2 separate regions of the Homo sapiens genome follow, and region 2 is linked to region 1. Evidence: chromatin contacts called from ENCODE Hi-C or POLR2A ChIA-PET data. All regions are on one chromosome and are shown on one strand. Each heading gives the region's core, a stretch centred on a gene start or an enhancer-like site at or near the end of the contact. The rest is flanking DNA. Distances are from core to core; before and after follow the strand shown.

Region 1 (3,922 bases), core at 1,036-3,535:
AAAAAAAATTCGACAACCCAAATTAAGACACTTTCTACAAAACCTACCAGTACTCTACAAAACTGTCAAGGTCAGCAAAAGCAATGAAAGTCAGGAACTGTCGATCTAGAGGAGCCTAAGGAGACATGTAATGTGGCATCCTGGATGAGATCCTGGGACCGAAAAAGGATATTAGGTAAAAATTAAAGAAACGCAAATTAAGTATGAACTTCAGTTAATAATTATCTATACTGGCTCGTTAGTTATGATATATGCATGATACTAATGTAAGATCTTAATAATAGGTCAAACTAAGCAAAGGGTATGGAGAACTCACTGTACTATCTTTGCAACGTTTATGTAAACCTAAAATTTCTAAAATAAAAAATATTAAAAAAAAGAATTCCTCTGGTTTGAAGTCTTTCAAGTCTGTTGCAACTATATTCCCTGGCCCAAGTTATCTATAACCTTGGTCATCTGGGAGCTTGTTAGCAATACAGAATCTCAGGCACATCCCAGATGTACTGGGCTTCTCAGAGAAACAGCCCCAATTGGGTAGTTTGGGTAATAAAGTTTTGGCTTTCACAATATAGGCTGGCCAACTCGACCCAAAACAGATGATGGTGCACATGCCTGGAGACCCAGGAGGACCTGTGGTGCAGATGAAGTCTGAGGACACTCTGCTGGAGAAGTCTCCCTTGCTTGGGCAAGAGAAGTGGGGGAGTCGGATTTTTTATTCTAGATAGGCCTTCAACTGATTGAAGGAAGCCCACCCAGATTATGGAAGGCAGCCATCTTTACCCAGAGTTCAATGATTTTAGTGTTAACCTCATCCAAAGACAACCAGCAAGTTAACACATAAAATTAACCATCACACCAGATCTGCTGAATCTGAATCTACATTTTAAAAGGATTTGCCAGGTGACTCTGCATAATCCAGTTTGAAAATTGCATTTTTCTACAACCCTTAGAGAGTGTAAAAATCTACATGGTAATTCAGTAACTCAGAAACAAGGCTTGATTTGCTGCTTTAACTTGAGAACTTTTCTAGCATTTACTGATCTGGAGGTAGGGATGCCTACAGAAATCCTCGCCCTCCCTTCTAGGTAAAGGACCCTCCCCTTTGTTCTCACGTGAACCTCACTAAGCTTCTAACCTGGTTTACTGAATTAGTGGCTTGTGGGTCTTCCCTGTCTACACCAAACTCTCCGAGAGCATCTACATCTTATTTTCTACCTCCACAGAGACAGCCTTTATTGGCGGATCCAGATCTGCCCTGCCAAGGCAAGCTGGGTTTTCCTAGTTTCACTTTCAGAGTCCGCAAATGCTAGCACAATCTATCCAAATTCTATCGTGGAGATAAAGCATGCACACATACATCAGAGGATTCCATAGGTCGAACCATATGAAACTACCTATGTTGATTACTTTTACCTATAAAACCAGCAACATCATAGGACTCAACAAATTTCCATTGCTGTTTTTCCGCCTAAAAGCTATTTTAGGACCAGGAGCAGTGGCTCACGCCTGTAATCCCAGCACTTTGGGAGGCCGAGGAGGATTGCTTGAGCCCAGGAGTTCGAAACCAGCTTGGGCAATATAATAAGACCAAGCCTCTACAAAAATAAAAAGTAGAAACAAAATTAGCCAGATGTGGTGGCATGCTCCTGTAGTCCCAGCTACTTGGGGGAGCTGAAGAGAATCGCTTGAGTCCAGGAGTTGGAGGTTGCAGTGAGCTGCGATTGCGCCACTGCATTCCAGCTTGGGCAACAGAGCAAGACCCTGCCTGGGAGAAAAAAAAAAAAAAAAAAAAGCTATTTTAGGGACAATATGCCGCCACAGTCACGAGGTAAATATGCCGCCACAGTCACGAGGTAGATCGTACAAAGGTTGCTAACAGTATGGCAACTGACCGCTAACAAGCGAATGTCAAGTTGTGAAATGCACACCACCCACTTCCCTAGTTCGGTCGAAGCCCTCCCCTTAATTATGTGCAATTCAAGTCCCCACTGCCCGCCCGCAAGCCCCCACTCATCCTCGCTGCGGGCAGGGTGGCCCCTGCACTTTACAAGGGGGTGCAGGAGCGGGAGACGGTCGTCCGAACACCGGCTCCCCGGCATGCGTAGACCGGCGGGCGGAGCGGGCTCACTTTGCGCCAATCCTACGAGAACTCCCAGAACTCCGCTTCCCTAGTCCAACCCAAGCCAGAGTTGCCCACACCTAAGATGGCGGCGGGGGCGGAGTCGGCGCGGCCGCCTCTGGGCGGGACCGCGGGGACTAGACGTGGCCGCGGGGCGGTGTCATCGCCCCCGCCCCGCCCGGTCCAGCCAGCTCGGCCCGGGGGCTTCGGGCTGTCGGGCCGGCGCTCCCTTCTCTGCCAGGTGGCGAGTACACCTGCTCACGTAGGCGTCATGAGGTCTCCGGTTCGAGACCTGGCCCGGAACGATGGCGAGGAGAGCACGGACCGCACGCCTCTTCTACCGGGCGCCCCACGGGCCGAAGCCGGTAAGCGGCGGGGTCGTCCAGGGGCTTCGAGTGGGCAGCGGTACCGGGGGCGGCGGTCTCTGGGCCGGCATGGCCCGGGTACCCGCACCCTGCGCCGGCGGGACCGGAGCTGCTCAGGCGCGAGGGGACATTAAGAGGGGAGCCCGTTCAGAGTGCCGCTCAGTCCCGCCTGCCTCGGTGCGCAGAAGCCCCTCGGGAACCCCGGGGGCCGCGACCGTGATCGCGGAGCCGAGCCGGGGCCTCGGCAGGTGCAGCCCCACCGGGCGGGGGCGGGGGCGGGGGCGGGGGCGGGGGAGCGGCGGTGCAGCCGGCGCTGAGCTGGTGGTTATTTTGGGTAGTGCTGAGCAAGGGACCCAGTGGAAGAACGAACTGGGAGAGAATCATCAAATGAATGGGCTAAGGTCCGAGCGGAGGACCCCGGTGTAAGAGCAAACTGGAGGAGAAACCTGCAGATCAGTAGGCAGAGGGCTGTCCTTCCCTGTCACCGCTAGGTTTCCGCCACTGCGTATCCGCCAGCATGTGACCTGGTAGCTTCTTAGGCGGGGAGGGAAGACAAAAAAGGACTGGAGTTAACATTTGTGAGTATGCAGAGGGCAACTATTGTATAACCCAGCTGATATCTTGACATTGTGCAGTAAGAGACTAAAAACATCGAGGACATTTTTTTTCCGTCTGGCAGTCTATGATTTAAGTTAGGAAAAGGTTCAGTTATCCTCAAGATACCTATGGAGTTCTAAAGTAATTTGCCAAAGGTCTTGGAACAAATCGAAAAGCAGGTACGTCATAAAGCATCTTCCCTGAATTTGAGAAAATTAAAATATTTTGCTATTTGACACTTTTGTAATATAGTTTATTTAAAAGTAACGAAAACTAAAGAACAAATCAGTTTGAATGCATTCTATAGTTTCAAAGATCTGTGCGTGAGAAAGAGTTGTGTTGGAAATTTGACTTTGGCTAACCCAGAATTGTATAGTTTCTATATTTTTATTTGTTTTTAATGTTACCAGATGGTGGCAGTAGAGGTGGCAACCTTATAGCTCCATCTGGCAGCCGGGAGCTTATTTTAGTCAACACAAACTGTAAATACCATACCATAGTTACGTTTTACCTGGAAGTCGGACTTAGTTCCATAAACTGATCATTTTCTGTGGCTTGTAGTGTTCAAATTGTATAATATTCCTCATAAAATAATATAGAAATACAGAAATAAAAGTTATAATAAAGATATTTGCCAGAGATTATTACATTGTTACAATTGAAAAATATGTATATGTATAATCAAAATTTAGCACAAATGTTAAACATTATTCTCAGGAAAATGCAGATTAAAATTACAACGAGGCACTATACACCCACTAGAATAGCTAAAATCCAAAAGGCTGATAATACCAAATGTTAGCAGAGATGTGGATAGAAAAGTTATACATCTCAATAAAGA
Region 2 (3,922 bases), core at 940-3,439, 8.1 Mb before region 1:
ACAACTTATTAGTTGTGGAACTTGGGAATGTTTCTTAACTTCTTGGATTCCTCTGTTTCTAGATCCCTAGGAGATGGAAATACCTTCTTCTTGAAGATTAAATTAGGTATTATGTTAAGGAGCTAAACAGGTTATAGCCCAGACGTGTTCAATAAGTTCCTGGTACTCATAAACCTTATCTCAAGGCACTACCAATCTCATTTATTAATCACGGGAGTGTACATATCCTTCCTCAAACATTCTCCAACTCCATACGCTTCCCTTTGTAGATAACGCTCTTCTCCTCTTTCCCCGACTACTGAAAGAACATCCATTCTTTCAAGATCCAGTCCAAATGACACCTTCTCGGGTGTCTCTCCGTTTCCTATGTAGTTAGCCCGCCACGCGATTGCGTCAGAATATACTTCTCTCATAATACATATGCAACTGAACCATAATTATGCACCTAGGTGCTATGCCCTCTAGATTACGTGAAATGTCATTCTTAAATCTTCAGCACTTAGCCTGTTGCCTGGCACGTAACAGGTCACTAAATGCTCTCTCTATACACATGCTCACACAAGAATATGCATATGTATATATATGTATAAAATGCCTGGTTAAGATAGATTCATGCGCCGATGGCTGGTCAGAGGAACACATGGGTGTGCTCTGAAGGAAGCGATGGCCCTATGCGGACAGGGTAGTTGTCCTAGAGTCCCCAGGCGCACCTCAGTGCTTAGGCGCAGCGCTGAGGGGATGGCCTCTGCCACAGAGACAGTCGGATTTCTCCATTTTGGGACGCAGCTCGGCAGGGCACCGGGAGGGGGCGGCGTTGTCACGCAGCTGGATGCTCCACGGGTGACACCCCCGCACCCTACCCCTCACCCCCGAGCCGCGCAGCTTGAGTGACTAGGCCGGGGCTCCCCCAGTTAGGAGGTGCGGGCTGTTTTTCCTCCCAGTCTGGGCGGGCAGGGCTGAGCAGGGTTTGGGGAGTATTCTGTGACCCTGGCATTCTCCCCTCTGCCCCACCTCAGCCCCCGGCAGCGTCTAGGCGCTGGGAAAGCTGCTCCGGGTTAGTTGATGGAGGCAGCGAGCTGCCGAAGAGACGGCCACAGCTTTCTAGCAAAGAGTGGTGGTGGCGCGAGTGAGCGTGCGTAGAATTAGCTCTGCCGAAGTCACCGAAGCTGGAGGAGAGAATTCATTTTATTCTTGAAACTCCTACTTTTACGTCTCGTGGAAAACCAAATCGTATTCCACTGACACTATGATGCACTTAAAATGGCCAAACTTTAGGGGGCCGCGAGGAACGCGCTTCGCCGCCTCCAATTTTGTCAGAGAACTCGCAGCAAAGGCACCGGACACCTAGCGGCCCTTTCCCTGGACTCCGGGGCAGCACGCACTCCCCGGGCGCGCTCTCTGCGCCCACTCGGCCCGCCCAGTCCTCGGCCATTGGCTGCTCGCCCGCGTCTGCTCCGTGACGCGCCCTGACCCCCGCGAAGTACTGGCCCCTTGGAGCCACTCGTGCGCAGGAGCCGCGCACGCCCGAGGCCCGTGGTGCCGCCCCCGCGCCTTCTCGGGCTCGCCCAGAGCTCCCCGGCGCGCTTCCCGAGGTTTCGAGAATCGAAACCCAGTTATCAACAAGCCCTTCCCACTCACGCGCCGTGACTGATTTGCGTGCAAGAGTGGACTCATGAGTCCACACTTGGATCGGGTTTATCAATGGAGTAAATGGTCTACCTAAAAACCGAGGTTTAAAAGAGCGGTCGTGAGGAACCTCCGGAGCCCAACCGTGATGATCTAAAGACGGGCTGAGTCCGCGAGAATTTTGGGAAGTTTCTGCAGTTGCAGGATTTTAGTCGTGATCTGGTTTTGATGACCACTTATGATTCCTGGGGCATTTAAAGTGTCTCCTCCTGGGGAAAATGAAAAGAGATTTGTGGGAGGGGGCGTACATAAATTAAATGTATGTATAAATACACGCATCTACGGGCGCACACAGTATCCGCACATACAGCCCAGGACCTCACGCTCACCGGCAGTCGTCCCGCACTAACTGCTGGGCTAGTCAGCTGCGTGCCCTGCGGGCGGGGGAGGGCAGAGGGGGCGGCGCCCTATGCAGATGAGGAGGGTGTGGCGAACGTGCCGCTCTGGGCCCCGGAAGCGCAGAGAAGCCCGGTATAAAAAAAGTACTGAAGACATTTTCCCCGCACAACTGCTAAAGCTCCAGAGACACGAGCGTGTGTGGCAGCAAGAGCCGCCAGTTCGGGACCACCGCAGCTGGGGTGGCAGCGGCGCAGGAGGGGTCGCGGGGAGGGAGTGGTGAGCGCAGGCGGCAGGGGTCTGGGAAAGACGAAGTCGCTATTTGCTGTCTGAGCGCGCTCGCAGCTCCTGGAAGTGTTGCCGCCTCTCGGTTTCGCTCTCGCTCGCTGCGCTCCTAGAAGGGGCGGCCGCCTCCAGGTGACACAGACGGGACTCTCGCTTGCGCTTTCCAGATGCATCAGAGATACTTTTGGTGCGGGGCTGCTCTGCGGGGCGCGGTGCGCGGCTGGGGACTGTAAGGGCCGGGGGAGGGAGTCTCCGAGGAGGCCCGGGGTCAGGGAACTATCGGGGGAGGGGGCGCTCTTTTCCTGGCGGGCCTCTGCTCTCCGCCGCCGCGCGTGCTCTCCGCCGCCGCGCGTCCTCACCGCGCTCCTTTCCCTTTCTTTTTAGGACTGACCAGGGCCAAGTGGCGCTCGGCGGGCACTACATGGCGGAGGGTGAAGGGTACTTCGCCATGTCTGAGGACGAGCTGGCCTGCAGCCCCTACATCCCCCTAGGCGGCGACTTCGGCGGCGGCGACTTCGGCGGCGGCGACTTCGGCGGCGGCGACTTCGGCGGTGGCGGCAGCTTCGGTGGGCATTGCTTGGACTATTGCGAAAGCCCTACGGCGCACTGCAATGTGCTGAACTGGGAGCAAGTGCAGCGGCTGGACGGCATCCTGAGCGAGACCATTCCGATTCACGGGCGCGGCAACTTCCCCACGCTCGAGCTGCAGCCGAGCCTGATCGTGAAGGTGGTGCGGCGGCGCCTGGCCGAGAAGCGCATTGGCGTCCGCGACGTGCGCCTCAACGGCTCGGCAGCCAGCCATGTCCTGCACCAGGACAGCGGCCTGGGCTACAAGGACCTGGACCTCATCTTCTGCGCCGACCTGCGCGGGGAAGGGGAGTTTCAGACTGTGAAGGACGTCGTGCTGGACTGCCTGTTGGACTTCTTACCCGAGGGGGTGAACAAAGAGAAGATCACACCACTCACGCTCAAGGTAACACCACCCGAGATGCACTTGGGTCCTGACCCAGTCTGGGCCGGGTGTGACGGGGAGCGGGCAGAGGGGCATCGGTTAAATGCCATGAATCTGTGGCCATCACGAGTTTGGGCGCGCGTTATTTCTTTGATTTTTGATTTTTTAAACCAGTAAACTGACGTGCGTGGACGGTGTTGAGTGTTTCAGTTTACTTGATGCTTTGGCGCTACAACTCTTCTCCCAGGTCCTCCTCTGCCCTCTCTTCTCTTCTTTCTCCTTATGTTTTAACTCTTGGCTTTCCCTGTTGGAGTCTTGTCCAGAGTAGATTCTGATACTTGGCAGAATGAAATGATGTAAATAATTTTTGAGTCATTATATTTGAGTCTAGCCTTTGGGAAAATAACAGCCTGAAGCAGAAGTGAGTCAATGAGTTTTTTATTGTACTGGAAAAGGTGAATAGATTTCACAGCGGCATTCAGCTGACTACGTGTTAAAGGTCTATCTGGTGGTTCTTCGTGCTGGTTCATATGTTAAGGGTATAGTGGCACCCCCTCCCCACCCTCCACTTTAGTTCAAGACGGGTTTTATATGATTAGTTAAAATTGTCTGAGGAGGCAGGCTCCTGGAATGTCATAATTTAGTTTATATTTGATTGTAACT

Evidence for each region. A loop is a pair of places that touch in the nucleus more often than their neighbours do. ChIA-PET counts read pairs that join two places held with the same protein, here RNA polymerase II (POLR2A). Pooled maps may share reads with other maps.
Region 2: a pooled map shows a loop between it and region 1 (8-fold over the local background). The contact joins the promoter of TENT5A here to the promoter of SLC17A5 in region 1. A Hi-C loop is called at or near these places in 3 of 50 pooled maps. POLR2A ChIA-PET finds 5 or more read pairs at or near these places in 2 of 52 experiments (B cell and naive thymus-derived CD4-positive, alpha-beta T cell).

What each region holds. Positions count from the first base shown.
Region 1 is chr6:73,652,355-73,656,276 of GRCh38, reverse strand. It overlaps SLC17A5 (solute carrier family 17 member 5), which reads left to right and starts at 2,285. Exons shown (of 11, transcript NM_012434.5): 1 at 2,285-2,484. The coding sequence starts at 2,391. RefSeq lists an enhancer at 1,081-1,170 and a silencer at 2,170-2,839.
Region 2 is chr6:81,750,948-81,754,869 of GRCh38, reverse strand. TENT5A (terminal nucleotidyltransferase 5A) reads left to right here and starts at 2,189. Exons shown (of 3, transcript NM_017633.3): 1 at 2,189-2,439; 2 at 2,692-3,280. The coding sequence starts at 2,729. RefSeq lists enhancers at 1,118-1,167, 2,028-2,528 and a silencer at 1,988-2,117.